Regions from separate parts of the Homo sapiens genome. Here all the other regions are linked to region 2. The links are chromatin loops, found by intact Hi-C in ENCODE. Cell type or tissue: OCI-LY7. All regions are shown on one strand. Each heading gives the region's core, and the rest is flanking DNA. Links, peaks and the distances in the headings are about the cores only. Region 1 has its middle 460 kb from the start of ZWINT. Region 2 has its middle 270 kb from the start of ZWINT. Region 3 has its middle 360 kb from the start of ZWINT.

Region 1 (11,028 bases), core at 2,942-6,941, 190 kb before region 2:
ACTTTTTCATATGCTTGTTGGCTGCTTATATGTCCTCTTTTGAGAAATAGCTGTTCATGTCTTTTGCCTACTTTTAATGCTTTTTTTCTTATTGATTTGTTTAATTTTCTGATAGATTCAGAATATTAGTCCTTTATCAGAGGTATAATTTGCAAATATTTTTCTCATTCTGTAGGTTGTCTATTTACCCTGTTGATTATTTCTTTGGCTTTGCAGAAGCTTTTTAGTATAATTAATTCTCATTTGTCTATTATTATTTTTGTTGCACTTACCCTTGGGGTCTTAGTCATAAATTATTTGCCTAGGCCAATATCCAGAAGTGTTTTTTCTAGATTTTCTTCTAGGACTTTTATAGTTTGAAGTCTTTTATTTAAGTCTTTAACTCATGTTGAGTTGAGTGTTGTATATATGGAGAAGTAGGGGTACAGTTTTGTTCTTCTGCATATGGTCTATCTTGTTTTCCCAGCATCATTTATTGAATAGGGTGCCCTATCCCTACTCATTACTTTTGTTGACTTTGTTGAAGATCATTTGGTTGTAGATATGTTGCTTTATTTTTGAGTTAAGTGTTCTGTTCCATTGATCTATGTGTCTATTTTTGTACTAGCACTATGCTGTTTTAGTTAATACAACCTTGTAGTATAATTTGAAGTCAGGTAATGTAATGTCTCTGGCTCTGATCTTTTGCTTAGGATTGCTTTGCTTATTCAGGAATTTTTTCTTGGTTTCACATAAACTTTAGGGTTGTTTTTCTAATTCTGTAAAGAATGATGTTGGTAATTAGTTAGAAATTGCATTTAATCTGTAGGTTGCTTTGGGCAGTATGGTCATTTTGAGTATATTGATTCTTTCAAACCATAAGCATGGGATGATTTTTTACTTTTTGTGTCATCTATGATTTTTTTTCATCAGTGTTTCATGGTCCTTCTTTTATAGATATTTCAGTTCTTTGGTTAAATTTATTCCTACCTAGGTAATTAATTTTTGTATGGCTATTGTAAAGGGGATTGAGTTCTTGATTTGAATTTCAGTTTAAACACTACAGATGTACAGAAATGATACTAATTTTTTATGTTGATTTTGCATCTTGAAACTTTATTAAAGTTGTTTTTCAAGTGGAGGAGTCTTTTGGATAAGTCTTTAGGGTTTTTTAAATATAAGATTATGTCACCAGAAAATAGAAATAATTTGACTTTCTCTTTTCCAATTTGGATATTTTTTTAATTTTTTTTTCTTGTCTGATTGCTCTTTCTAGGACTTCCAGTACTGTGTTGAATAGGAGTGATCATAGTGAACATCCTTGTCTTGTTCCAATTCTTAAGGGGAATGAATGCCTTGAACTGTTAACCCTTCAGCATGATGTTGGCTGTGGGTTTGTCATAGATGGCTCTTACTATTTTGAGGTATGTTTCTTCAATATCTAGTTTGTTGAGGGTTTTTATTATGAAGAAATGTTGGATTTTACCAAATGCTTTTTCTGTGTCCATTCAGATAATAATATGATTTTGTTTATAATTCTATTTACATGGTGAATCACACTTACTGATTTGTAAATGCTGAACCATCCTTGCATTCTTGAAATAAAACCCACCTGATTATGATGAATTACCTTTTTGATGTGCTGTTGAATCCTGTTTACTAGTATTTTGTTGAAGATTTTTGCATCTATGTTCACTAAGAACATTGGCCAGTAATTTTTCTGTTGTTGCTATTGTGTCCTTGAATGATATTAGTTATCAGAGTGAAACTGGTTTTGTAGAATGAGTAATGGATGAATCCCTCCTCCTCAGTTTTTGGAATAGTTTCAGTAAGATTGGTACTAGCTCTCCTTTGTACATCTGGTAAAATGTGGCTTTGAATCTGTCTGCTGTGGACTTTTTTTGCTGGAAGATTTTCTATGATCGGTTCAATTTCATTACTCATTATTGATCTATTCAAGATTTCTATTTCTTCCTGGTTAAGTCTAGGGAGGTTATATTTTTGCATAAATTTGCCCATTTATTCCAGACTTTCTGGTTTCTGCACATAGAGATATTCATAGTAACCTCTGATTACCTTTTATATTTCTGTGTTATCAGTTGTAATATCACCTTTATAATTTCTGATTGTGCTGATTTGTATCTTCTCTCTTGTTTTTTGGCTAAACTAGCCAGCATTCTATCAGTTCTATTTATTTTTTCAAAGTAACAAATTTGTATTTTGTTGATCTTTTGTATTATTTTTTGGTCCCAATCTCATTTAGTTCTGCTCTGATTTCTGTTATTTCTTTTCTTTGGTTAGCTTTGGGTTTTGTTTGTTCTTGCTTTTCTAGTTTGTTGAGGTGCAAAGCTAGGTTGTAAATTTGAAATCTTTCTGTTTTTGATGTGGAAATTTATCTTAGCACTACTTTTGCTGTATTCAAGAGGTTTTGGTATGTCATGTGTCTGTTTTCATTTATTTCAAAACTTTTTTTTGATTTCTGCCTTAATTTTGTTGTTTATCCAAAAGTCATTCAGAAGCAAGTTGTTTAGTGTCCATATACTTGTGTAGTTTTAAGAGTCCCCTTGGTATTGATTTCTAATTTTATTCCTCTATGGTTCTAAAAGATACTTGATATTATCTACTTTTTTGATATATTGAGACTTACTTTATGGACAAGCATATGATCAATTTTGGAGAATATTCCAAGCACAATGAGAAAAATGTATACTCCTTGGCTGTTTGGTCTAGAGTCCAATTTAATTCCAGAGTTTCTTTGTTGACCTTCTGTCTTGATAACCTGTCTTGTGTTGTCAGTGGGGTGTTGATGTCCTCCACTGTTATTGTGTTGCTGCCAATCTCTTTTCTTAGGTCTTGTAGTATTAGTTTTAGAAATCTAAATACTGCAGTGTTGTGTGCATATATATATTTAAGATAGTTGAATCTTGTTGTACTGATTTCTTTATCATTATGTAATGCCCTTCTTTTTCTTTTTTTTTTAAACTGTTGTTGGCTTAAAGTCTGTTTTGTCTGATTTAAGAATGGCTTTTCCTGCTTGCTTTTGTTTTCCATGTATGTGATATATCTTTACTATCACTTTAATTTGCGCCTACAGATGTTTTAAGTGGAGTGGGTCTTTTTTAGATAACAGATGGTTGGGTCATGTTTTTTTTAATCCAATTTGACAATCTATATATTTTATGTGAAGAATTTAGGGCATCAACATTCAAGGTTTATACTAATATGTGAGTTTTCTTTACTGCCATAGTATTGTTAGTTACTTGCCTTGGATTCTCAATTGTCTAATTGCTTTATAAAATTTGTGAGTTCTCTAATTACATGTACTTTTATAACAGAGTGTATCATCTTTTCATCTCCATGTTTAGAACTTCCTTGAGGATTTCTTGTAGAACTGGTGTACCCATAATGAATTATCTCAGTGTCTGCTTCTCTTGGAAATACTTTCTTTCTCCTTTATTTATGAAGCTTAGTTTGGCAGGATATACAATTTTTCGTTGTCATTATTTTTCTTTAAGAAGGTTAAAGTTAGATCCCCAGTCTCTTCTGGCTTGTATGGTTTCTGCTGAGAAGTCTGCTATTAATCTGATGGAATTTCCTTTATAGGTGACATGACACTTCTCTCTAGCTGCTTTTAAGATTTGTTCTTTCACCTGGGCCTTGGATAGTCTGATGACTACAGGCCTTAGTGATGTTTGCCCTGTATAATATCTGCCAGGTGTCTCTACATTTTTGTATATAATATCTACATATTAGCAAGATTAGGGAAATTTTCCTGAATTATTCTTTCAAATATATTTTCCAAACTTCTTTTTCTTTTTTTCCCTGAGGAATGCCTATAAGTTGTATCTTTGGTCACTTTGCATAATCCCATGTTTCTTGAAGACCTTATTCATTTTTAAAAATTCTTTTTTCTTTATTTTTTTTCTGGCTGGGATAATTAAAAAGACTTGTCCTTAAGCTTCATTTTTTGTCTTCTGCTTGTCTTTGTCTGTTTTTATGTTTTTAATGCTTACAACTGTGCTTTGAAATTCCTTCAGTGTATTTCTAATTTCTCAAAGCTCTGTTTTTCTTGTTAAATATATATATATATATATATATATATATAGTCTTTCATCTTCTAAACTGTTTTTTCTTTTTGGTTTCCTTGTGTTGGTTTTCCAACTTATTCTTGGAGTTCATTGAACTTCCTTGCAATTGATATTTTGAAGTCTTTATCTGTCATTTCAAAGTTTTCATTTTAGTTAGGATCCATTGCCACAGTGCTAGTGTGGTACTTTGGGGGTGTCATAACATTCTGTGTCTTTCTGATGATGGTTTTTTTTTGTGCTGGTTTCTTCTTATTTAGAGATGCTGCTACTTCTTATTTCTGAATTTACTTTTCATTTGGGTAGAATTTTTCCCCCTTGAGGATGTGACTATTGTGTGTGTTGAGTAGGGTCCTTTGGCTTTTCTTTGTGCTTTTAGGGGGCTTTGGGCTTTTAGGTGTATGAATTTCCTGATCATGTTTTTCCGGGTCATGTTTTTTTTAATCCAATTTGACTATATATTTTTTGTGAGGAATTTAGGGCATCAACATTCAAGGTTTATACGAATATGTGAGTTTTCTTTACTGCCATAGTATTGTTAGTAAGTTGCCTTGGATTCTTAATTGTCTAAATGCTTTATAAGATTTGTGAGTTCTCTAATTACATGTACTTTTATAATAGAGTGTATCGCCTTTTCATCTCCACATTTAGAACTTCCTGGAGGATTTCTTGTAGGACTGGTGTACTCATTAGTACAGTTAGCATTGTTTAGTTTTTTGTAGATTATTATATTGGTGTGCTGTGCCTGTGATCAGACTCATTGTCTCCTAGGGAGATGGGGAAGTCGAGTCTTGGGAGGCTTAGCTCATTTTCCACCACTGTGCACTTCTGTCAGCAGGAATTATATTGCAGTTTATGCTATGTGACAGTAGGTGGCAGTTGTGGGTAATAGTTGCTGTGATGGCAGTGGAAATTTTACTTGGCCTTTGTTGTTCAAGGAAAATACTGGGGTGTCTCTGGTGAAGGGCAGGGGATTAGGCTTCCAGTGATCTCATCCTGTGCTCTGCTGCCAAGGTGGCAAAGCTGGGCAGGGTTGCATCTGGACAGCTGATGCAAGTGCTGATACTCTCTTGGATTTAGGGGCCACTCTCAGGCCATAGAGACAACCAACCAGGAGGGGCACGAGGCATCACTCTTGAGCCACAGATGCCTCTTAGGAGAAGAGGGGTGGCTTGGGGTTTTCAGCCCAGCAGGTGTCCTTGGGACCCACCCAGCTTCCACAACCTAGATCTGGCAGTATCGGGGGAACCCACCCCCAATATTTCAACATAGGTTCTTTCTATTTTCCCTAAGTGTTGGCTGGTCTGAGAAATAAAGAGAAAGAGTACAAAGAGAGGAATTTTACAGCTGGGCTGCCAGGGGTGACATCACATATCGGTAGGTCTGTGATGCCCACCTGAGCCACAAAACCAGCAAGTTTTTATTAGGGATTTCAAAAGGGGAGGGGGTGTACGAATAGGGAGTAAGTCACAAAGATCACATGCTTCAAGGGGCAAAAAGGAGAACAAAGATCACATGCTTCTGAGGAAACAGGACCAGGGCAAAATCAGAAACTCCTGATAAGGGTCTATGTTCAACCGTGCATGTATTGTCTTGATAAACATCTTAACAGAAAACAGGGTTCAAGAGCAGAGAACCAGTCTGACCTCAAATTTACCAGGGCTGGGTTTCCCAATCCTAGTAAGCCTGAGGGTACTGCAGGAGACCAGGGCGTATCTCAGTCCTTATCTTAACTGCATAGGGCAGACACTCCCAGAGCGGCTGTTTATAGACCTCTCCCCAGGAATGCAATGCTTTTCCTAGGGTCTTAATATTATATTCCTTGCTAGGAAAGGAATTTAGCGATATCTCTCCTACTTGCACGTCTGCTTATAAGCTCTCTGCCAGAAGAAAAATATGGTTCTTTTTGCCCGACCCCGCAGGCACTCAGACCTTATGGTTGTCTTCCCTTGTTCCCTAAAATCGCTGTTATTTTGTTCATTTTCAAGGTTCACTGATTTCATATTGTTCACACACACATGTTTTACAATCAATTTGTACAGTTAACACAAACATCACAGGGTCCTGAGGTGACGTACATTCTCAACTTAAGAAGATAACAGGATTAAGAGATTAAAGTAAGACAAGCATAAGAAATTATAAGAGTATTATTAGGGAAGTGGTAAATGTCCATGAAATCCTCACAATTTATGTTTCCTCTGCCATGGCTCCAGCTGGTCCCTCCGTTCAGGGTTTCTGACTTCCCACAACATGGCAGGCCTCTCTCTGGTGTCTGGGCCTGGCAGCAAGCCCAACCAGCAAAACTAGTCCCAAGCCACCTGTGCCCAGATTGCTAAGCTATTCCACACATTCCAGGCTGTGATAATCCCTGGGGCAGAAAGCAGCTATTATGCCACATTCTTCCTGGTCCAGCCTCTCAAAGGGGCACCAGCTCCTGCACCACATCCCCCAGAATCTGCATCACACATTTCTCTGTATTCTGTCACTGCTGGCTCCTCCCCAGATCAAGATCAGGCCACAGATTTTATCTCCATATACCTGGGTGACGTGTTCAACTCCTGTGGACCTGGAATCAGGCCAGTGGATTTGTCCTTTGGCCCTTTGGTGCCAAGCACTGCCTGTGGTACAGTGGTAAATTGCTCCAACCCTGAGAACAAAACACTCAGGTAGGGCAATAGAGGCTATGCTGTGAATCATCTCCTGCAGGACACCAGGCAGGCAGTCTTGGGGGGGACAGGCAGGCATGTGGCTCAGGTGCACCTTTTTCCTGTGGCAATAGTGTTGGGGCGTGTCTTTGGGTGTGTGAGTGTGCCCAGGCTCTTCTGAAAAAGTGTCATTTGTCCAGGGAAAAAACCTGAGGTTTGTTGCCTCGTGCTAAGGAAATCGAAGACAGGGACACACCAGGAGCGGATGTAAGAGTGGAGTGTTCGGGCCGGGTGAGGTGGCTCAGGCCTGTAATCCCGGCACTTTAGGAGGCTGAGGCAGGCGGATCTCGAGGTCAGGACTTCCAGACCAGCCTGGCCAACATGGTGAAACCCCATCTTTACTAAAAATACAAAAAGAATTAGCCAGGCGTAGCAGCACGCCTGTACTCGCAGCTACGCAGGAGGCTGAGGCAGGAGAGTTGCTTGAACCCAGGAAGCAGAGGTTGCAGTGAGCCAAGACCACGGCATTTCAATCCAGCCTGGGCAATAAGAATGAAACTCCAAAAAAAAAAAAAAAAAAAAAAAAAGTGGAGAGTTTAATAGGTGAAAGAAGAGAAAAAGCGAGAAAAGCTCCCCTGTGCAGAGGGAGGGGGGTTCTGATTAGCTCTCCCCATTTGCATCAGGATACAGTTAGTTTTATAGAGGAGGTGTCTTATTTACATAAGGCCCAGAGGATTGGTTGGACCAGGTGTGCCATTTACAAAACCAGGAAGAAGCTGGCTATCCCACTCTAATGTTTTATTATGCAGATGGGGGTCTCTATCTGGCTGGCACCATGACCCCTGCACACGTGGCGACAAAGAAAGGGGAAGAGAAAACCTCCATGTTGAATATACGTGGCTTCCAGTTATCTCTTTACTATTGGCACAGCTACAGGCGTTTACTAATGCAAGCTTTTAGCTTGCTTATTTATGCTTGCAGCTTGCTTTTTCTTTTTTCCTTTTTTTTTTTTTTTTTTTTTTTTTTTTGAGACGGAGTCTTGCTCTGTCGCCCAGGCTGGAGTGCAGTGGCGTGATCTCAGCTCACTGCAACCTCCAACTCCCGAGTTCAAGCAATTCTCCTGCCTCAGCTTCCTGAGTAGCTGGGATTACAGGCGCCCGCCACCACGCCCAGCTAATTTTTTGTATTTTTAGTAGAGACAGGGTTTCACCATGTTAGTCAAGCAGGTCTCAAACCCCTGACCTTGTGATCCACCTGCCTCGGCCTCCCAAAGTGCTGGGATTACAGGCGTGAGCCACCGCACCTGGCCTTGATTTTTCAGTCTGCTTTTTGTTAGAAAGAAATGATATGGGGGCTGCTTCTTAATTAAAAGTAAAACCATATTGAGGACTCCCATAACCTCACTAACTGCCTAAATAATTTCTTTTTAACTCCTTTATCACTACTCTTTCCCAGCATGGCAGAGAGCAGGAGCTAAAGCCTCTTAGGGCAGGATGAAGAGCGTTTGGGTGTGTACCCAGAATCACATTTGATTCACCTTTTGGGCTCCATGTGTTCCTATTCGAGCAATGCCTCTGCATGGTCTCCAGGCACCTCCCCCTGACAGTTCAAAGGTCCCCAGGGGTTGTGGGAGCTCTTACAGGTAGGAGAACCTCAGAGGTCCATGGTGGAAATGTGGATCCTCAGGGTTCTTTCATTCATCCCATACTTGGGTCCAGGTCCAGATCCAGATTGGAGCGGTGGTCCTGGTGCTCAGCAAGGCCTGGCAGGCAGTTCTGCTTTCTCCCTCCTGAACCACGGTGCCTTCCATCACCTTTCTATTGAATTTAGGTGTTCTCTCACAAAAGATCTGTTAGAATGTGAAGGTTTACTCGATATTTTGGTTCCTGTCCATGGAAGATGCACATTCCAGCTACATCTACTCGGCCTTCTTGAACCTCTTTCATATTTTTAAAGTATGTACATTGTATTTTAGACATAATAGTATTGCACACCTAATAGGCTACTGTATAGTGTAAATATAACTTTTATATGCCATGAGAAGCAAAAAACATTGTGTGACTCTGTTTATTGTGATATTCACTTTATTGAGGTATTCTGTAACTGAACTTGCAATATCTCCAGATATGCCTGTAATAGCATCAATTTTAGCTTACTAAATAGCCTCTTTTTGTAGGTGAAAATTTTCAAACCTCAGTTTTAAAAATTATTCCCTGGAAAATTTCACCTCAGATTGTCAGTTACAACTCATCATTGGGATTACTTCCATATGGCCGGTCCAGAGTAATGTCTGCTACACTTAATATCAACTAGCAATTGTCTCAAACTTCAGTGTAAAGATATGGAAATTCAGAAAACACAGGCACAAATATATAGGAATGAATTCACATTCTGTTTAAAAATGAATGCCCATGATTAAAAGGTAACAATATAATCATAGTATATGTATGACTTTCTATATTAGGAATATTTCAAACTTAAGTTGTAAATTGTGAGTGCAATTGTTTTCACATACTACTTTTTTATCTGCCTATTTTAAAGGTTCGAAGAAAAACAATAAAATGTATATATTTACAAGTCTCTGGCTTGATAACTTTTTAAAAATGTGCTTTGTGACCATTTTTTTCAACTTACCTTTGATCTTATATGCCAACACACACACACACACACACACACACACACACACACACATACACTCTATCTTCTGGCTAGTTATTTGGCTTGTTGTTTATGTTTTATGTACACTTCACAATCCCCTCACACTGTTAGTTCTATTATATGATTGTTACAAATGTTTTTAATCTTGCGTATAGTCTCAGTAGTTCTCACATAGTTATGCAATAACATATTCCCTTATCTTTATTATTTTATTCTCAAAAAAGACAAATGATATGGTTTGGCTGTGTCCCCACCCAAATCTCATCTTGAATTGTAGTTCTCATAATCCCAATGTGTTGTGGGAGGAAACTGGTGGGAGGTAATTGAATCATGGGGAGGTTACCCCCATGCCGTTCTCATGATAGTGAGTTCTCATGAAATCTGGTGGTTTTATAAGAGTTTTTCCCCCTTTTCTAGGTACTTCTCCTTCCTGCCACCATGTGAAGAGAAACATGTTTGCTTCCCCTTCTGCCATGATTGTAAGCTTCCTGAGGCCACCCCAGCCATGCTGAACAGTGAGTCAATTAAACCTCTTTCCTTTATAAATTACCCAGTCTCGGGTATGTCTTCATTAGCAGTGTGAGAATGGACTAATACAATATGAGAACTCTTGATTCTTTTTGTTATCACAAATCACTTAAATATGATATTTATTTACACTCTTTTAGTGAAGTTTTCATGGATGTGCTAGAAATTATGTGGGGTTCTTCTCAATTCCAAATTGTTGAATTTCCTATAACTCATCTAATGTGTCTATCTGCTTCCTCTTAGAATGTTTCTATACTGCATGTTGTGATAAACAATACAAGAAATATTTTAATGTAGGACTCTTATCCAATATTATTATTGTACAATATAATCATTGTAAAATTATACATTAAAACTTCTAATGAGGATTCTATGTTTTTCAGAGACTGTGCTCTAAAAATAGTACATATCAAGAAAAGTAATACATATGGAATCACAATATATATAATAAGTTACAACAAAAACAGGTAAAGATACATGTAATCCTATGCTTACACATTCAGAGAAAAAGTATATTTGTGAGACATAGGGAAGTCTAAATACATTTTATTTTTCAATAAAAATTGACACTTATTGAAATTAATCAATATTTATTGAATATATACTACGTAACAGACATTGTCCTATACATTGAAGATAGGGTAGTGATTAAATGAAGAATTATTTTTCATTCATAAATGTGGCCACAGCACAAGACATTAAGTAGTTGTTGATGCACAAATGATAAAATATCTATTTTATTAACCAATTGCTCTGTTAAAAAAAAACCATACACAACAAAACAAAACACTCTAAAATTTAGCCTCTTAAAAAAAACATTTAGTAGAAGACTCACTAGTTTTCAACTTTGGCAGTGTTAGGTAAGGGTAGGGTGTCATCTGAAATGTCTCAACCTGGGCTGGATACTTCACTTTCAGGCTGACTCATTCATATGGCTGGAAACTTGGTACTGGCTGTTAGATGGGAACTCAGCTGAAGCTTTCAGGTGTGGGCCTCGATTTTACTCAATGTGGACTTCACCACATGTTTTCTAGGTCTTTCTCAAAGCAAGGCAACTGGATTTCAAGGGAGGAAAATGATGCTGCCAAACCTCCTTAATATATCTGGGTTCAAAATACCCAGAATGATTCTTT
Region 2 (11,028 bases), core at 4,440-8,439:
AAATGCAGATCAAAACCACAATGAGACACCATCTCATGCCAGTTAGAATGGTGATCATTAAAAAGTCAGGAAACAACAGATGCTGGAGAGGATGTGGAGAAATTGGAATGCTTTTACACTGTTGGTGGGAGTGTAAATTAGTTCAACCATTGTGGAAGACAGTGTGGTGATTCCTCAAGGATCTAGAACCAGAAATACCATTTGACCCAGCAATCCCATTACTGGGTATATACCCAAAGGATTATAAATCATTCTACTATAAAGACTCATGCACATGTATGTTTCTTGCGGCACTGTTCACAATAGAAAAGTTTTGGAACAAACCCAATTTCCCATCAATGATAGACTGGATAAAGGAAATGTGGCACATATATACCATGGAATACTATGCAGCCATAAAAAAGGATGAGTTCTTGTCCTTTTCAGGGACATGCATGAAGCTGGAAGCCATCATTCACAGCAAACTAACACATGGACAGAAAAGCAAACACTGCATGTTCTCACTCATAAATGGGAGTTGAACAATGAGAACACATGGACACAGGGAGGGGAACATCACACACCAGGGCCTGTTGGGGGTTTGGGGGCTACGGGAGGGATAGCATTAGGAGAAATATCTAATGTAGATGATGAGTTGATGGGTGCAGTAAACCACCATGGCATATATATACCTATGTAACAAACCTGCATGTTCTGCACATGTATCCCAGAACTTACAGTATAATAATAATAATAATAATAAAGCTCACTCAAAACCACACAGCTACATGGAAATTGAACAATTTGCTCCTGAATGACTGCTGGGTAAATAGTGAAATAAAGGCAGAAATCAAGAAGTTCTTTGAAACCAATAGGAATACAGAGACAATGTGTCAGAATCTCTGGGATGCAGCTAAAGCAGTTTTCAGTGCAAATTTATAGCACTAAAATGCCCATATCAAAAGGCTAGAAAGTTCTGAAATCAACACACTAACATTACAACTAAAAGAACTAGAGAACCAAGAGCAAACAACCCCAGAGCTAGCAGAAGAGAAGAAATAGCCAAGCTCAGAGCCAAACTGAAGGAGAAAGAGACAAAAAACCCTTCAAAAAATCAATGAATCCAGGAACTTTTTTTTTTGAAAAACATAACAAAATAGATAGACAGCTACATAGACTAATGAAGAAAAGAGAGGAGACTGAAATAAAGACAATCAGAAATGATAAGGGGGATACCACCACTGACGCCAGAGAAATACAAATTGCCATCAAATAATACTATAAACACCTCTATGCAAATAAGCCAGAAAATCCGGGAGAAATGGATAAATTTCTGGCCCTCCCAAGCCTGATCCAGGAAGAAGTTGAATCCCTGAATAAACCAATAACACGTGCTGAAATTTAGGTAGTAATAAATAGCCTACCAACCAAAAACAGCCCAGGTCCAGATGGATTTACAGCTGAATTCTACCAGAGGTACAAAGGGGAACTCGTATCATTTCCTCCTAAACTATTCCAAACAATAGCATTAGGAGATATACCTAATGCTAAATGATGAGTTAATGGGTGCAGCACACCAACATGGCACATGTATACATATGTAATAAACCTGCACACGGTGCACATGTACCCTAAAACTTAAAGTATAATAATAATAAAATTTAAAAAAAAGGAAAGGAGAGACTTTTCCCTAACTCATTTTATGAGGCCAGCATCTTCCTGATACCAAAACCTGTTAGAGATACAACAGCAAAAAAATAACTTCAGGCCAATATTCCTGATGAACATTGATGCAAAAATTCTCAGTAAAATACTGGCAAACTGAATCCAGCAGCACATCGAAAAACTTATCCACCATGATCAAGTTGGCGTCATCCCCAGGACGCAAAGCTAGTTCAATGTACATAAATCAATAAATGTAATTCATCACATAAACAGAATTAAAGAAAAAAACAACATGATTATCTCAAAAGACACAGAAAAGGCCTTCAATATAAATTCAACATCCCTTCATGTTAAAAACTGTCAATAAACTACGTATTGAAGGAATGTACCTCAAAATAATAAGAGCCATTTATGACAAATATCATACAGCCAATATCATACTGACTGGGAAAAACCTGGAAGCATTCCCCTTGAAAACTGGCACAAGACAAGGATGCCCTCTCTCACCACTCATATTCAACATAGTGTTGGAAGTTCTGGCCAGGGCAATTAGGCGAAAGAAAGAAATAGTGTATTCAAATAGGAGGAGAGGAAGTCAAATTGTCTTTGTTTGCAGATGACTTAATCTTATATCTAGAAAACCCCATCATTTCACCTCAAAAGCTTTTTAAACTGAGAAGCAACTTTAGCAAAGTCTCAGGATACAAAATCAATGTGCAAAAATCACAAGCATTCCTATACACCAACAACAGACAAGCAGAAACCCAAATCATGAATGAACTCACATTTACAATTGCTGCAAATAGAATAAAATACCTAGGAATACAATTAACAAGAAAAGTGAAGGACCTCTTCAAGGAGAACTACAAACCACTGCTCAAGGAAATCAAAGAGGACGCTAGCAGATGGAAAAACATTCCATGTTCATGAGTAGGAAGAATCAATATTATGAAAATGGCCATACTGCCCAAAGCAATTTAGAGATTCAATACTATTCCCATTAAACTACCATGGATATTCTTCAAAAAATTAAAAAAAAAACTATTTTAAAATTCATATGGAACCAAAAAAGAGTTCACATAACCAAGACAATCCTAAGCAAAAAGAACAAAGCTGGAGTTATCACACTACTTGACTTCAAACTATACTACAAGGCTACAGTAACCAAAACAGCATGGTACTGATACAAAAACAGGCACATAGACCAATGGAACAGAATAGAGAACTCAGAAATAAAACCACACATCTACAACCATCTGATCTTCTAGGAGCCTGACAAAAACAAGCAGTGGTGAAAGGATTCCCTATTTAATAAATGGTGCTGAGGGAACTGGCTAGCCATATGCATAAAATTAAAACTAGATCATTTCTTTACACCTTATACAAAAATCAAGATGGATTAAAGACTTAAATGTAAAACCCAAACTATAAAAACCCTAGAAGAGAATCTAGGCAATATCATACAGGACATAGGCATGGCCAAAGACTTTATGATGAAATCACCAAAAGCAATTGCAACAAAAGCAAAAATTGACAAATGGGATCTAATTAAACTAAACAGCCTTCTGCACAGCAAATGAAACTATCAGAGCAAACAGCCTACAGAATGGGAGAAAATTTTTGCAATCTATCCATCTGACAAAGAGCTCATATCCATAATCTACAAGGAGCTTAAACAAATTTACGTGAATAAAACTAGCAACCGCATTAAAAAGTGGGCAAATGATATGAATAGACACTTCTCAAAAAAAGACATGCATGTGGCCAACAAACGTGAAAAAATAGCTCAACATCACTGATCATTAGATAAATGCAAATCAAAACTACAATGAGATACCATCTCATGCCAGTCAGAATGGCGATTGTTAAAAAGTCAAGAAACAAGAAATGTTGGTGAGGTTGCAGAGAAATAGGAACACTTTTACATTTGTTGGTGGGAATGTAAATTAGTTCAACCATTGTGGAAGATGGTGAAGATTCCTCAAAGATTTAGAGCCAGAAATACCATTTGACCCAGTAATCCCATTATTGGGTGCATACTCAAAGGAATATAAATCATTCTATTAAAAAGCTACATGCACGTGTTTGTTCCTTGCAGCACTATTCACAGCAGCAAAGACATGGAATCAACCCAAGTACCTATCAATAACAGACTGGATAAAGAAAATGTGGTACATATACACCATGGAATACTATTTAGCCATAAAAAGAAAGGAGGTCATGTCCTTTGCAGGAACATGGATGAAGCTGGAAGCCATTATTTTCAGCAAACTAATGCAGGAACAGAAAACCAAACACCGCATGTTCTCACTTATAAGTGGAAGCTGAACAATGAGAACACATGGACAAGGGGAGGGGAACAACACTTACTGGGGCCTGTTGGTGGAGGATGGTAGGGAGAGAGCATTAGGGAAAAGAGCAATGCACCCTGGGCTTAATATCTGGGTGATGGGTTGACAGGTGCAGCAAACCATCATAGCACACGTTTACCTATGTAATAAACATGCACATCCTACACATGTATCCCGGAACTTAAAAAAATAAAATAAGATAATTATGATTTTTTAAAAAAAATGTCATAGAACTCGGTGGCTCAGACAATAGGAATTTATTCCTCACACTTTTGAAGGCTAGGAAGTTTAAGATCAGGGTGACAGCATGGTGGGTTCTGTTGAGGGCCATCTTGCTGGCTTGTAGATGTTTGCCTTCTTGATATATCCTCACATGAGGGAGAGAGAGCAAGAGCAAGCTCTCCAGGCTCTTCTTATAAGGGCACTATTCCCATCACGAGGATCTCATCCTCATGACTTAATCTAAACCTAATTACCTCCAGAAGACCCCACCTCTTAATACTATCACATGGGGGATTAGGGCTTCAACATACAAATGGGTGTTTGCAGCAGTCCTTCAGCACAAATATAAAAGAACGGCTTGAGAAATGGGTTTCTAAAACTAAAATGTTTCATCTAAAAGGCTGAGATAATTTCCTACATACAAACATTAATCATAATACATGCTAAATCATCAGGCATGATAAAAGCTGTATTTTATGATTTATGATAATTAGTTTAGAGAACTGAAGGGTATAACTAAACTTCTGACAAGGACTTAAAACTAGCTAAGTTCATTTTATTTTCAGATCCTAAATGCAAGGCATAAGGTTAAAAAAACTAGCTAAATTGATTTAAGTATTGTTGTAAGATCCTTATTTTTAAGTCATGAAGCATCAAAATCACAGTGTGATTTGATATACTCCATAAAAGATAAACAAATTACTGAACAAACCAAGTAAGAGAAGTTTGCTTTCCTCTATCTTTTACCCTTTTCCCTGGTCATCATCATATTCCCATAAGATCCAAAGTGTTCTTTTTTTATTTTTATTTTTTGCCTTTTCAGTCCTCCTTATAAGAGAATTAAAATAATATTAATAGTTTGCATGGCCGGGCGTGGTGGCTCACGAATGTAATCCTAGCACTTACGGAGGCCGAGGCGGGCGGATCACCTGAGGTCGGGAGTTGGAGACCAGCCTGGCCAACATGGAGAAACCCCGTGGAGAAACCCCATCTCTACTAAAAATACAAAATTAGCCAGGCGTGGAGGCGCATGCCTGTAATCCCAGCTACTCGGGAGGCTGAGGCAGGAGAATCGCTTGAACCTGGGAGGCGGAGGTTGTGGTGAGCTGAGATCGCCCCATTGCACTCCAGCCTGGGCAACAAGAGCAAAAACTCCGTCTCAAAAAAAAAAAAAAAAAAATTGCTTGCATTAGGGTTTTTGTTTTTGTTTTTGTTTTTGTTTTTTTGCCTAATATTAAACCTAATGGCAAAAACTGCAATTACTTTTGCGCCAACCTAATAATAACTGTAATAACTCTAGCTCACCTTCCTCAATCAAAATTAGCTAGAAAAATCATATTCTCCCTTCCTGACTAAACGGAGTAACTGAAATATCTCATGCATATGGCTGGCAAATGGCTTTGACTCTCATTTTGTCTCAGATCCTGTGGCTTGCCACTTCTTCATAGACTATAATCCATTCCTTTTCTATGAATAATTTTTTACTGAGATGGCTTGGCCTCACATATGTTGACATGTATATTAGGATGACATGGAGCTTTGCTATTCTTGAATTTTGCAGAGCTAAATGTAGGCTCCCATTCTAAATGTGATGTTACTAAGAAGGTAGGTATCTTCCTTTATCAGGTGTGGCCCCTTCATGTGCTTTTCCTACCATTTAATAGAGACCCAGAGACACAGTTCTTTGACACCACCTTTCCTTTATCTTCTTGTGTCCAAGCCTTTTTTACAAGTCACTATCAACTGGGTCAGAAGACAATCTGAGTGACACACGCACACAAAAGTACTCAAAATTGCCTCTCCCTTTCAACCGTTTTTTCCATTGTTTGTACCAGACTTCTGAAATTTTCTCCCTCCGCCTGAGTTCCTGCTTTATTAGGTAAACCTTTCCGAGGGGCTAAGTGGTAGTAAAATCAGCCCAGTTGTCCCATAGAGCTGATGTTTATGGTTCATTCTGAATAAACATAGAAATTTACCTTCCAAGTCTTAAAACTTGAGAAAGTTGCATTTGTCTTTTTAGAGTTCCTATCAGGCCTTCTAGAGAGTATCAAGGAACTGAAACTTACCAGATCACTGCATCTAGACAATGAGACAGCAGATGGCTCACCTGTTTTTACTGCCTAAACAACCACCTGCTTGCTATTGACCAACTCCTCTCTTCCTTACCACTTCCTAATTCTTGTTTTCCCCACATGTAATTACATTTCTTTCCTGATATATGAACCTCTCATTTTAGTTGTTAGAGAAGACGTACTTGAGACTGATCTCTTGTTCTCCTCAGCTGCAGCACCCAATTAAAGCCCTCTTATCTAGAGATACTCTTTGACTTAGTGATTGGCATTGTGTGTACTGAGTAGCAGGACCTAGAATGAACCCCTGGCATTTCTGTAACAGCAGCTCTTATTGATTTATTAATTAGAGGTATTTTTCCTGAAGGTCTCATCTTGAGTGCTGGTGAATCTGGTTGTTTCTATGCAACTCCTTGATGGAAAAAAAAAAAAAAAACCTAATGACATGCCTGAAAATTGAGTTTTAACATTTTTATTCTTTTCAATTAATTCAGTAAGTGGGCAGTTCTATTATTGGGATAAGTATTAGATACATCTGATTATGCTATGGTTATAAAGCTTGAGTGATTTCTGTGTGAAACTCTCACAGCGCAGACATTGCTAAAATATGAACCAGGCCACTTTGCCAATTATTGAACTATTTCCATGAGCTTTATGTAAAACTAATAGATAAAATTCCATGATTTTAAATTGTCTATCATACCATGTAAAATAAAATAAAATTATTTTAAATTCAAATAATATTGTAAGTAAAAAAACACACTATTTTATAAGCCCTTATCATTTATACTGTTTTTGACCATCACCTTTAAAAGAATAACTGTAGGCCAGCCTTATTATTCTTCATATTGCTAATAAGAAAACATGGGACACAGAGAAGTTAAAGGAGACACCTCAGATCACATAGAAATTTAATGGCAGAACTAGAACGGAGACTAGTGTTTCTGAATTTCTAGCGTCTTCATTTTTGGTCTATGGAGGGGTGCTGTTTCTTATTAAAAAGGACAACATAGTTATCCCATTTATTAATTAGCCTGCTATAACTTACATTCTAACAGATTCAATTTGGAATTTCTCATGGATTAAATAAAAAATGTTACTTAACATAATTTAAATTATCTATTAGCAACTTTGAGGGTGTTGTTTCCTCAAGTCCACAAAGCAAATCTCTTGCAAAACTGCTAAATGAGAAAAGATCACAGATTTTCAGATCACTGTCAATAGTGTAGTCTCACATAGATTTTTTTTGGGGGGAATTAAAATATATGTATAAAGACTTAAACATCCCTCTAAATTTAGTCTTTCACCAAATGTTTACTGTGTGCCTACTATGATACAGACATATTCTAGGTGCTAATAACACTTTATACAGAAAAGAGAAGGCATCTTAGCCTTCATGCAAATAATATTCTAGAAGGTGAAGGCAGACGATAAGATAAGGATGTAAAATGTACAGTATGTTATATGGTTATAAATACTGTGGACACACAAAAAAGGAAGGGGATAGGAATTGTTGTAGGTTAGAGATTGGGGGACCACCAACGACCACATGGAGAAGATGAGTCATGGTGAAAGTGATGAGCAACATGAGACTATGGGTCACCTGTGCCATCTGTGGGCAAAGCCTAAAAGTGTGGCTCATGTGTACAAGGGACATCAAACAATCTTTGGATGGATTGAAGCATAAAATGAGGAAGAGATAGTTTTAAAAAGGTGGCAGAGGACAAGATCATGTAGAATATTTTGGGTCACAATGGGAATTCAGGGTTTAATAAAAGTGAGTGGTGTGGGAGTAGAAGGGTGGCTTTCAGTTTTAAGAAGACAACTCTAGCTGCAATATTGAGAATAAACTCCTGGACATCCAAAGCAGAAGCAGGGAGTTCTCTGTTTTTTACTGTGCTGAAGACAGACATTTCTATTATTGGGTGATTTACATGGCAATCAAAACCTGTATGCAACAGTAGTGTACTGTTATTAAAGATCAGTGGAATTCTGTGCTAAGTGGCAGAATCTGTCATGGGAGGTACTAGATGGATTTTGGTACTCTTGGTTGTCAGGTCCTTTTGATCAATTGTTGGCAAATGATCCCAGAGCTGCAGTGAGGACGAGGAAGAGGTGCTGAATTAGTACAGTCACTTAGGAGTTGAAGTGAATTCACTCAAAAACCAAATTGACTTTCAAATAGTGGGATCTATTAGGCAGTAATGATTTCAGTGTAGGCAGAGTTTTTCTAGGCTGGAAGGTAGAGATTGTGTTACAGCATAAAAATAACAGGTATTCAGAAGGTCCAAGACAATCTTTTGAGAGTTGCCCAAATTTTTCTGGAACCACTGCCAAACCATTTAGAGTTAACAGAAGGGTTATTTTCAGATACTACATTTTTATTCTTGCAAAATAGCTCTGTTCAAAACATGGCTCAGTTCTCAGGAGAGCCTTTAAAATATAACTATTATTTTTACTCCCATGGTCAATGACAAGAAATGAACAGTCATAATCACTGAATAAATAATATGTACAAAGGATCAAAAATATTTTCCAAATGGAAAATGTGAATGAAAACATTCCCATTATCACAGAATATTGACAGAAAAGAAAGTTTTGAGTGCATTAAAAGAAACCAGTTTTGTATGAGTTATATCATTCCACTTTTAGGTTATTTTTGATTTTTTTCTCTCACTTTTAAGCTGATCCTCAAAAGATTGATTGAAAGTCTGCCTGCTTCTGGTCTGAATCATTCCCTTTTCGCTGGGTCAGAAAAGCTGTAAAATTTCTTTTCTTTTCCAGGTTTGTATCTCAGTTGTTCAATTCTACTTGTTTGACCCTTCTATCTCTGGCTTTTTAATTTCAATTTTCCCTTTTTTATTAGATTTGTTTGGGATTACATGTGCTTTCTTATCTCTATTTTCCCCACCCTTCATTCTGGCAATAACACTTGGTTTTAACAGAACATTGAATAGTTACAACCCTTCCTTATATTCATGAAATATTAATTCCTAAACTCTTGTTCATGTAAACTATTATTTTACTTTGAGCTTTTTTCATCTTTTTAATTAGATAAATTACAGCTAATTTAATTTATGTCAAATGATCAGCAGAAAGCAATTTGTAATGTGTTTACTGTTGTCATTGTTTTTGATGTTATTGTCACCGTAATTTTGTCAATAGAAAATAAAATCTCATAAATGCTATAGCATATAGTTATTAACAAATGCAAATACAATTATGGACAATTAATTTAATTGATAAAGCTGTCTTCAAAATTCTGGTTAATGTTTATATGACTAGGCTTCAAATATTACCAAACAAAATAAAATCACTCTATCAACAGGTATTTATTTAGAACCTAAGTTAAAATAAGGACAGTATTGAAGCACATAAACAAAAAGCTGGACAATATATGACTCTCTAACAGTAAAAGTTCACATTGCTATCAGAGAAGCAGAAAAAGAAAGAAAGTGAGTGTGAGTATTAAATGGATGCATAAAAATACATTACATGATTTTATATAGATATTGTACTGTTATAACATGTCAGCTCAACTGGTGCTTTAGAAGAATATTAAAACACCCTAGAGAACGTTTATACTGTATATCTTATTTACCTAATGGTTCCTTATATTGAATTGAGACTTTTTCCCCAAAATCTTATTATTTTGAGGTCATCTTTAGTTGATTGAAATCAATTAATGACTAGAGTCAGAGACGGTGTCTGGGTAAAAAATAAATGTGTAATAAGTATAGTTAATTAGCAATAAGGTGGATCTCAGTATTTCACCATATAGTATGGCAAGTGTAGAGAATATTTTTTAAAATATTTTCTCAAACAATGTACATATTTCTATCTTTTTCAGAATAATCTGTCACACTTCCCTATTAAAATGTTTCCAAAGATACTTCCTCCTAAGGTTTCCATAATTTCTATCCTTATTATAATAAGACAACTTTTACCCTGCCATTTGTTAATTGTATTTATGTTCTAGCTTAGTATCAGTTGTTACTTGAAGACAGATTATGATCTTCTTCAGTTCCATATACAAGTGATTACAACCAGGGTCTGTTTTATAAGCAGGCAACCTACATTGCTACATACATCAGTCACATAAGGCCCTACACTCAGATGGTCCCTGTACTGGTGTAATGCTTTAAACTCAGTACCTTAAAATTCTTAATAATTTTATTATGAACTTGTGTTTTATAATCAAAGTTTGTTGGGACAATAGGGCATTATGTGAGCAAGGTTAACATGTTCAATATAGTGCCATATATGTATCCACTGTTTCTTGCTGCTCACTTGCATATAGTGTTTGCAGTGATCCATGAGAACAGAATCCTGGTGTACCCATAATGCTTGGGAGTTCAGTGAAACAAGGTAAGCCTAGTCAGCTCAGGCTGCCATAAAAAGTACCATTAAAAAATACCATAAAATACTGATTGGATTACACAATACACTTATTTTCTCATTGTCCTGGAGCCTGGAAGTTGGAGATTCTGGTGAGGGCTGTCTTTTTACCTTGCCAGCGGCTGTCTTCCCATGTGTCCTCACATGTCAGACAGAGAGAAATCTCTGGCACTTGGTTTTTTTTTTTCCTATAAAGGCACTAATCTCAACACACGGGCCTCACCTTTATGATCTCACCTAAACCTAAATTATCTCCCAGAGGCCCCATCCCCAAATGCCATCACATTAGAGATTAGGGCTTCAATATACAAATGTCGGGGAGGGGAAGACAAAATTCATTTCAT
Region 3 (11,028 bases), core at 3,003-7,002, 87 kb before region 2:
CAAAAATTAAAATAAATATTCATACATCAAATAAGTTGAAAAAATGAATATGAAATACAGATTATGTTCTAAATTTCTAAAATTCCTTATTAAGACCAATTTGTAAATTATGATTTTTCTCCTCCATCTTTAGCGGTTGAAAAATTGAAGAAAAAATATATTAACATTTCTTTACTGAGAAAATATTTTGTGACTACACCAATCCTCACCTATTTTAAATCCTTACTGTTAACATTGGTATGATGGAAGAGACCTCCATTATAGTGTGCTATGCTATATGTTATTTTTACTTGAATTTGGGATACAGATGATACAATAGTTAATACTTGTTTGGTGCTTATTATATGCCAGATGCTTTTATATGAAATTTGACTATTGAAATCCATATAATTCTCTCAAACAACCTGTGAAATTTACACTAGTATTTTCTTCACTTTGTAAAACCTGAGGTCCAGGGAGTTTTAGGTTATAACACTATGTGAAGAAAATATTCAAACCCTATAGAGCAGTGATATTAACCACACTACTACAGTTAGTTTGTGGATATATCATGGATTGAGATATTTATGTGAAATGTTATAACCATACATAATAGATTACAAATACAAAACAGTACTTCTTGTCACTAAATCAGGCAATTATTACTTACTGAATAAGCCTTATGCTCCCAGGTAAATATTAAGTTATGTAATGGAAGGTACCCTAATACTTATTAAAATGATGGTGCTCTGTATTACTATTATTCTATTTGTATACTTTGAACATATATTAGAAGGGAAGTTACTTCTGTTTCAACCAATGCAGAGAAAAACCTATATTAAATATTTATTTCTTGTTTTCCTATTTTAGTATCCCAGGATTATAGTTTAATCCGGAAGAAGGTTGGTCAAGTTTATATAACTTCAATACTAGATATCAGGCAATTTTCTTAGTTATCTACATAAACTATAACTCACTACAGTAATGGCAAGTTCTTTGTGAATTTCAGTCCACCTGGTAATTTGCATTTGCTTTTGTTGCTATTCTGGTTTGGCATACCACAGTGATTACAACATGCGTCCTGGGAAGCTGTGTGAGATTTGGCAAATTTGTAACTGTTATGGTTCAGTTTTCTCATCTCTTAAATGGAGATGAAAGCATGCACTCATGGGGCAGTAGGGAGGAATTAATGAAATCCTGTATGTAACACACTGTTGCTGGATAGGAGTATTTAATAAACAACTATCATTAATAATTATATTTCTATTCTTTACTTCTTTTTTGTTTATAAGCAATATTTGATATATCAGATACCTATCTTGTATTTGTAGCATTGGATTTCTCCAGAACTTGCCTCTTTCAGTCCTTGTCATTCACACTTTGAACAGGCATAAAGCATTTACTGTGTTCTAGGCTTGTGTGCGAAGTGCTTAATATACAAAACTCTCACCTGGCCATCTTTGCTTTACTGTATTTGATTTACTGGTTAAATTATGATTCAGACTAGACTGATATATTACAGAGACTCTCAGAAAAAAAGTTTTCTAGAAAATAAGAACAGGACATTAATCTTTCTTTGTTTTTTTTGAGACGGAGTCTCTGTCGCACAGGCTGGATTGCAGTGGCGATCTCAGCTCACTGAAAGCTCTGCCTCCCGGGTTCACGCCATTCTCCTGCCTCAGCCTCCCGAGTAGCTGGGACTACAGGTGCCCGCCACCACGCCTGGCGAATTTTTTGTATTTTTAGTAGAGACGGGGTTTCACCGTGTTAGCCAGGATGGTCTAGATCTCCTGACCTCGTGATCCGCCCGCCTCGACCTCCCAAAGTGCTGGGATTACAGGCGTGAGCCACCGTGCCCGGCCTCATCTTTCTTAATACATTTCATCTGAGGGGACAGTGGCAATCCATGTGACACAATACTAAGTAATAAGATAAATTTGCTAATACTCTCTTCTAGTTCTAATGATACAAATATGTAAACTATGGATTATTCTTAAATAACTTTCCCTCTATACTGTTTCTCTGTCTTGTCTGAATTAGCCAGTTTTATGGGCTTCTCAGTTCCCTCTGATTAGGTCTTTTTGTTTCCCAAATAAACATAAAATCACATGTAACAAAGCACAGGTGCAAACTATTTGAAAACTCATGAGATCTTGTTTTGATTAATTCAGTAGAAGGAAATCTCAGTAAGTGTTGAGTCTGGGAGATTCTGGCACTTGCATTTGTCACAGAAGGGAATAGCGTAACTTATGTTATAATTTGTTTTACATAAACACACCTACATGCAAACACATACACAAAGAGCCTTTTAAAGAGGAAGCTCTGGCCGGGCGCGGTGGCTCAAGCCTGTAATCCCAGCACTTTGGGAGGCCGAGGTGAAACCCCGTCTCTACTAAAAATACAAAAAAATTAGCCGGGCACAGTGGCAGGCGCCTGTAGTCCCAGCTATTCGGGAGGCTGAGGCAGGAGAATGGCGTGAACCCGGGAGGCTGAGCTTGCAGTGAGCCGAGATCGCGCCACTGCACTCCAGCCTGAGCGACAGAGCGAGACTCCCTCTCAAAAAATAAATAAATAAATAAAAATAAAAAAATAAAGAGGAAGCTCTCTAGGTTGGGTAAGATAATTATTTTAGGTGAAGGAATTAAAAGTTTTATGACCATGGTTTGTTTGACTGATATATTTGATTGCCCATCAAGTTGGATATAAATATATATTGGAATTTTAGAATTCAGAGAAATGACCATTTCATCATTCCTAAACATAAGTGTTTTCACAAGAGATGGTTGTGAAACTTCAAAATTGTGAGAGAAAAGTGTCTTTCAAGTGTGTGTATTGAGAACTACAGTCATGCAGTGCATAATCACATTTCAGTCAATGATACACTGAATATATGATAGTGGTTCCATAAGAGTATAATACCATATTTTACCCTACCTTTTCCATTGGTAGATATGTTTAGATACACAACTATCTTTGTGTTATAATTGCCTACATTATTCAATATAGAAATATGCTATACACATTATTAGCCTTGAAGGCATACCATAGGTGTATGCCTGAGTGTGTAGTAATCTATATCAGCAGTCCTCAACCTTTTTGGCACCAGGGAACAGTTTTTCTGGAAGACAATTTTTCCATGGATGGGAGGTGTGGGGAATGGTTTTGGGATGAAACTGCTTCACCTCAGATCATCAGGCGTTATTCGGATTCTCATAAAGAGCATGCAACCTAAATCCATCGCATGCACAGTTCACAACTGGGTTCCGACTCCAGTGAGAATCTAATGCTGCCACTGATCTGACAGGAGGTGGATCTCAGGTGGAAATGCTCTCTTGCAGGCGGCTCGCCTCCTGCTGTGCAGCCAAATTCGTAACAAGCCAGGGACATCTGCAGCCTGGGGATTGGGGACCCCTGGTCTACACTATCTAGATTTGTGAAAATAAACTGTATGATGAAGGCACAACAGTGATACCATCTATTAACATATTTCTCACAATGCATCCCTCTTGTTAAAGGAGGCATGATTGTGAACTTCTTTCCCATTTATTATGTGGTATAGCACACAACCACTTAAGATACTTTGAATATGTATTCCAGCCCTTCTTATCAAAGATACTCGTTTTCCTTGTAATGATTTGGATTTTAGAATTACACCTGTCTTTAATATTTTCCTATTTTTGAAGAAGAATGGACATAAAAGAGTGCAGGTGGCCAAAAGCAGAGACAAAGCTATCAGAATATAAATTTTCATCTCAGAAATAAATGAGCTAATGGCCAACATGTGAGTTTCTAGAGATCAGCTCAAAGTAAACGCTAAATATTAATAATTATTATAAAAAGTCAGGTATCAGCCAGGATCTTCCCTGTTTCTTGAAATACAAATAGAAATACATGGAATGCCCCAAATTTTATAGATTTTACATGTCCAAAACCCTTACAAAGACTTTGAGTTTCACATGTGAATACATTATTAATTTACCATGGTTGTAGGTATTTTAAGTCAATGATTATATTTACTTTTTCGCCTATATTCTCCACCATATTTAAGAACAGATAGGAAGTATTCAGTTGAGTTGCACTAATGGTAATATCTAAGTTAAAAGAATAATGTCTTGTGCATGCTAACATTTAAACCAATATTCTTTAAATTGAACTGAGTGAATTCCTAAAAATAGGAGACTTTGTTATTTGGAGAAATAAACTTAGTAAATGAATTGTAAATTAGGTATGCAAGATAAATAAATTCTAGTGATTTATTGTATGACATAGAACCTATAATTGAAAATTCTATATTGCTTACTTGATAATTTGCTAAGGGGGTAAATTTTATGTTAAGGATTTACACTGTGAAAGTAAAAACAAAACAAACAGACAAGCAAAACCAAAGGAGTTGGAGAGAACCTTTTAGCAGTGATGGATACGTTTATAGCATTGAATGTGATGATGGCTTAACAAATGTATATTTATCGCCAAGCACATCAAGTTGTATACACTAAATACCTACATCATTTTGTATTTCAATCATACCTCAATAAAGCAGTTTAAAAATTATTGATATATTACTATTGCTATAAACTAAGAATAATTAACATAAGAAAAACAAACACACAAATTTAACTTTGGTTTTGTATTTAATGTAAATCATATGAGAAATATCATGGAGTGTCTGGTAAGTTTGACTTACTCATCTAAGTAATTAGAAAGTAGTAAAGTTTCAGGTTTTTAATGTCTAAGTACAGACAGCCAAGAAAGAAAGGTAAAACACAGAAGAATAGTTGAAGTTTAAAAAGGCAATTGGAAAACCTAAAATCTTCCACAGCATGCAAGGCAAATAAAATTGTTTCTTGATCTTAACGCGAAGAGAAAATAACCAATATCTCCTATATTGGTCTGTGTACTACTCTGAATTATCTTCTGACATCAATAGGTAGTATATCTTTATTTTTATTTCGGGCAGTGTGAGCACAAAGCATTGAGGCAGGTGGCCTTGTGGTCAGGATATTGACATCTCAGATTCTGAACTCCATTCCTATCCTGTCTTATTTATGTTGGAAAAGAATTACTTCAGTTAAGGGAGAGAAAAATGATACAATACTAAACTTATTAACTTGATATATAGGAGAGCGAAAAAACATAGCCAGTGAACTCCAGATCATCTGATCTTAGACAAGAACCAGAGGAAAAGGTGTCTTCTGGGTCAGCCTGCCTCAATACTGTGATATACTTTGAGAGTTTACTTTTGCATTTCTTAACTCTATTCCTGTCACTTTAGATGAGAATGTTTTGAACCTACCATCTGCATGTTGTAGGTAACATGTACTTCAGTAAATTCAATAAAATGTCACACTGGTGTATTTCTGACTCTGTCAGCAACCAAAATAAGCTATTTTTCTCTTTAAATGTGTTTCAGTTTCTCCAGTGGTGAAATATATGAGCTTGCTTCTTGCCAGCTGAGAAAGATGTTGTGAGTATAGAACATTTTGCTAAAGGTCAGAGAGTGGCTGAAATTTATGTAGTTTGAATTTCAAAAATTTAGAAGAAATATATTTTAATTGGATCAAATTTGTTATGGTACTAGTAAATCCATTTCGGATCCTTTATTGACATGTTAATATAGTGACTTGTGTAATGTAACAGAAAAGAATAACATGGACAGGTTAACTTCAAAATCATTCCAGGATAAAAATAAAAGGTTTACTTATGACTGTTTATCTGTAGATCACATACTTAATTTCTTCTGCTGCTTCTGCTTTTACTTCATCGTCATCATCACAAAATTCAGCATTTACTAAAGTGAAAGCACTGAATAAAAAAGAAATTATAACTTGAGAGAATCTGTCATATAATGATGTGCATAACATTCATCCATTCACGTTTTTGTATTTTATTGTAGTCCACTGCCAGGAGAATCTTTGGATTTGGGTTTGATTGGTACATTAGGGAGAATAATAGCTCTCAAATCTTGACTCCCTGGAACTGATGAATATGTTACCTTATATGGCAAAAGGGGTTTGCAGATATGATTATGTTAAGGACTTTGAAAGGGGAAAATATTCCTGAATTAACTGGGTAGGCCCAGTGTAATAACAAGGGTCCTTATAAAGGAACGAGGGAGATAGAGGGGTCAAAGATGTGACTACAAAAGAAGTGGTTGGTTGGAGTGATACGACTGCTAGATGTGAGCCATGAACCAAGGAATGTGGGCAGCTTCTAGAAGATGGAAAAGGAAAGAAATGATTTCTCTCCTAGAGCCTCTAGAGGAAAGCAGCCTTGCCAGCACCTTGATTTGAGCCCTATAATATTCATTTCCCACTTTTGACCTCCAAAGCAATAAGAAAATAAATTTGTGCTGTTTTAAAATATGGAATTTGTGGTAATTTATTTTTCAGCAGCAATAAGAATCTAACACAATTGATGATTAATTTTGAGTTCTAGGAGAAGATCACATATTACTGTTAGTAAAAAATTATGTAACTCACATGAGAGTGTATATATAATCGATAAACAGTATAGCAGGAGGAATCTTTTTTCCTCTTGTAGAGAAAATCAAATGCCATTCATATTCTTCCCAGGAAGGAATTGTTTACCTTTTGAATCAATATATCAGTCAATTTTCCCTACTCTTTAAAACTTTTTTCTCACTTTTATAGCATGCAACAGAGGTCAGGCTGCTTTCAGAAACAGCAATAGGTGTATTAAAGATGGCAGTTAGCAGAAAGCTTATTAACATGGAGCAAGAAATCATTCTCAAATATACACTTAGTGACAGACATTTCAGAATCCTACTGGGGGATTAGGACCATGAAATAAACTTAGTGGTTCTGGAATATGTGTTTAATATCTGAGTTTTGAGAAACAGATAGAAACTCTAATTCATATAGTCCTTTCATTAAAAAAATTATTTTCACTGCTGATTGTAGTGGACCAGGGAGAGAGTGAGCCACTAAAGCAATCAGAATAACTTACACAAGCAAAGAAGAAGAGATATCACATCTGATAGAACTCAGAAAATAGTCTCTCTCGCACATGATTTAAAATTTTTACCATTTTCTTCATTGTGAAGAATCAGAATTTAAAACCAGTGTTGTTATTTATTTACCATCTACATCAGTGTGGGCTCTGGGATTCCTATTTTATTCCATGGGTCTTAATCCTTTACTATAATTATTTTGATATTGAAATTATCCCAGACTTGGAACAGGCCAAATCTGCTTTTAGAAACCCACTATTTCCACAAAATAATGGCCTGGACTCTTCCAAAGCATCAACATCTTGAAAGAAAAATAATTGCAGCAACAACATTCTGTATTAAAAAAAGGATAAAGACATGGCATATGAATATAATGCCTTTGCAAGATTTTATTTTGTCATAAATAATATTATTGGGACAGATGATGATATTTGAATAAAATCTGTAAATTAGAAAATAGTGTTTTATTAATGTTAATTTTCTTGTTTTCAAAATCTTATTTTGGGAATTTGAGATAAAGGTGTTTTTTTTTGCTGTTTGTTTTAAAGAAATATGCACTAAAGTACTAAGAAAAAGAGGCACAAAGACATAAGACTGAAATGTACTTATAGGAAAACTGTACTATAGAAAAATGTTATATCTGAGTAATGTTAATATTCTGTAATTACTTATGAGATTCTTGGAACTTTTCTGTCTGAAATTTAATCAGATTAAAAATAAAAACATGTAAGTGAATATATATCATTTATAGATTTGTATACAAAAAGTAATTACAGTAACTCATGGTGTTCATACATCAAAGTAAGATTTTAACTATTAAAAGCTACTTCTTTGTGTATGGCTTAGTGTGTGTGTGTGTGTGTGTGTGTGTGTGTGTGTGTGTGTGTGCATGTGCACTTTATCGTCCATAACAGTAAAGATTATGTTCAGCTGTAAGTAATTGAAAACTCAAATAATAAAAACTAAATAAGACAGAAGAAGTTTTTTTTTCTTGCCAAAATAGAATCTGGAAGTAAGCAGTCCAGGAGTGTATGTAGTCACTGTTACCATTGGGAATAAGTGTTCCTTAAATATTTTCTCATGAGTTTTTTCCTTATGACCTAAGGTGGCTGCTCAAATTTTAGCCATGACACCACATTTGAGTCAGCATAAAAAATGAAGGAAAAACGAAGACACATATCCTGTCCCATTAAAGATAGTTCCCATAAGCAAAACAAGATACCTCTGCTTGTATCCCTTTGACTAGAACTTAGTCAGAATGCCACACTGTTTGATTAGAAGCCTGTGGCATGAAGTTTTTAAATCCTGTATGACTACGTTTACAAATAAAAATTGGGGATTTTCTAAGGAAGAATGAAGGGAAAATTAGATGTCTAGAGACAGACAAGATATCTGATATACTGCTATAAATGTTGCGGTAAACAGCCTCACAGTCTGATAGACAATTACGGACCTTACTGGAATGTTAAAAAGAATGCAGAGGTAAAATTAGGAAGCACTTAGAATTTTATTGCTTTAGCGAAGATCAAGCCTGTCTATTTTTATACTAAAATTACACTAGTGTGTAGAGTTACTAGATTTAATAAATAAAAGTACAAGAAGCCCAGTTAAATTTGAATTTCATTCAGTCACAGAAAGGAATGAAATTCTGATTCATGATACAAAATAGGTGAAAGTTATGCTAAGCAAAAGAAGCCAACACATAGGTCATATATTGCATGATCCTATTTACATAAAATATCGAGAATGGGCAAATCTGTAAAGACAGAAAGCTAGTAAGTAGTTGCCAAGGGGTGATGGTAGAGAAGACATGGGTAGTGACTGCTAATCGGTACAAAGTTTCTCTTTGGAATGATAAAAGTGTGATGGAATTAACTAGTGGAGACACTGGCACAAATTCTAAATATTATAAAAGACCACTAAATTAAACACTTTGAGAATAAATTTCATGATGTAAAATTTGTAACTATACAAATTTATAATAAAAAGTTAAACAAAACCATACAAACAGTATGCTAGCCAAATTTAGTCTGCAGGCCATACATTGCCAACCCTTGCCCTACACTAGTTGAGATCAACTTGGGAGACTTAAAAAATTGCAGATGCTGGGCCTTGCACCCTCTGATACTGATTCAGTTGGTCTAGGATGGTGTTTTTGTTTGGTGCTTCCCAGGGGATTCTAGTATGTATCCATGGCTGAGAAAAATGAATTGTCTAGAGCAGTGTTTTTTAGCTTCAGGTTTAGCCTGGATCTTTTGCAAACCATTGTTGGAAGCAGAGTACTGATCCCTCAAAGATGTTCAAATCTGAATTCCAGGAATCTGTGGACATGGTAACTTACATCAAAAAGGGACTTTGCATATGTGAATCAATTAAGTACCTAGGGATAAGAGAGTTATTCTGGATTATATGGGTAGGCTCGAGCTAAACTCACTGGGTCCTTAAAATCAGAGAGCCTTTTGTGGCTGTAGTCAGAGGAAGAGTTGAATACAAGAGGTTGAAGAGATGCAACTTGTCTGGTTTTAAGATTCAGAAAGAAGGCCATAAGCCAAGGCCTATGGATGACTTTTAGAAGGTGGAAACCTCAAGACAATAAATTATTTTCTAGAGCTTCCAGAGAGGAACATAGCCTTGCTGACACCTTGATTTTAAACTAAAAACTTCTAACTAGCAAGCAATAGGATAAATTTCTCGTTTTAAGCCAAAATAAAACTGGATTTTTTATGAACAGGTTTTTTTTTTTTTCTGTTTTTCTTTTTTTTCAGTGTAAATATGTAACATAATATTTGGGGCATATTTATACTAAATATTTACATGTTGTTTATTTGTAATTTAAATTTAGTTGAATCTCTTGTATTTTACCTGATGACACTACTGGTGTGCTTATTGAAAAAAAAATCAGCTGAAAGGTTAAAGTTCCTGGAATCTATGTTTGTAATAGATTTGTTGAATCTTATAATGGTGCACAAAAAATACGCATATAAATACTGCAAATAATAGTCATCCTTCTGGTATTATAAAAAACCTTGTTGTACCTTGCTTAAGTGATAAATTTGAAAAACTTAATGCTCAGCTAATATTTAGTGTCAAAAATATTTTCCTGTGTAAATACAAATATTGTAACCTCAAAATTTTATGAAAAAATACTCTTTACTCTTTATCATAAGTACTAATAAAAATACCTGGAAAATATATATCAAATTAGAATATGGCGATGTCTTAGATTCCTAGCAGTCATTTTGCCAATACAAAATTCCAAATGAGACAAAGAGTAATTCATCACTAAATTCATTAACATAAACTCAAATTTGTACTTTATTTCTCAAAAATTTAATTCAGTGAAAAAATATTCAAATGTGGCACATATACACCATGGAATACTATGCAGCCATAAAAAATGATGAGTTCATGTCCTTTGTAGGGACATGGATGAAATTGGAAATCATCATTCTCAGTAAACTATCGCAAGAACAAAAAACCAAACACCGCATATTCTCACTCATAAGTGGGAATTGAACAACGAGATCACATGGACACGGGAAGGGGGATATCACACTCTGGGGACTGTTGTGGGGTGGGGGGAGGGGGAGGGATAGCATCGGGAGATATACCTAATGCTAGATGACGAGTTAGTGGGTGCAGCGCACCAGCATGGCTCATGTATACATATGTAACTAACCTGCACCATGTGCACATGTACCCTAAAACTTAAAGTATAATAAAAAAAAATTCAAGTACTATAAAATATAAATGTGATGTATATCTTTGGAGAGTTAAGCCAGTGAAATCTTTTTACTTTAGGGAAATGGCTGATGGAATTTTAAAAGTGAGAATATAAATCAACAGCCTCATGATTATTCTGAAATACTACTATAGTAATGACAGCAATTATTTTTAAAGGACTGTTTTGAAACATGTAGAATTGAAACTTAATAATTTAGCTGTCTCTGCATAAATGTGCTCTTTCATGCGTGAGAATTATGTTACTAATCTAGACTCATGAGTACTGATGTGTCTGCACTAATCCATCCCTGTTGATTGTCTCAGTTCTCCTTCTGATGAATGGTACACAGAGTGAG

Evidence for each region. Peaks named below come from ENCODE experiments on the same cell type or tissue, not always from the same donor. Only the 100,000 strongest peaks of a DNase experiment are listed, where the experiment ranks them.
Region 1: it touches region 2 in a loop (8-fold over the local background); 1 of 110 quality-filtered maps calls a loop at or near these places.
Region 3: a loop joins it to region 2, with 4 times the contacts of the local background. A loop is called at or near these places in 1 of 110 quality-filtered maps.

The regions. Positions count from the first base shown.
Region 1 is chr10:56,817,989-56,829,016 of GRCh38, reverse strand. No RefSeq gene overlaps it. Among named protein-coding and RNA genes, the nearest start is that of ZWINT, 460 kb to the right of the region's middle. In OCI-LY7, for the core only: CTCF peaks have their summits at 4,737 and 4,937 (motif pointing right); DNase peaks (open chromatin) are centred at 4,946 and 5,816.
Region 2 is chr10:56,629,582-56,640,609 of GRCh38, reverse strand. No RefSeq gene overlaps it. Among named protein-coding and RNA genes, the nearest start is that of ZWINT, 270 kb to the right of the region's middle. In OCI-LY7, for the core only: CTCF peaks have their summits at 7,718 and 7,918 (motif pointing left); DNase peaks (open chromatin) are centred at 5,639, 6,329 and 7,899; H3K4me3 peaks cover 819 bases; H3K27ac peaks cover 4,000 bases.
Region 3 is chr10:56,715,421-56,726,448 of GRCh38, reverse strand. No RefSeq gene overlaps it. Among named protein-coding and RNA genes, the nearest start is that of ZWINT, 360 kb to the right of the region's middle. In OCI-LY7, for the core only: no CTCF peak of the experiment used is centred there; no DNase peak of the experiment used is centred there.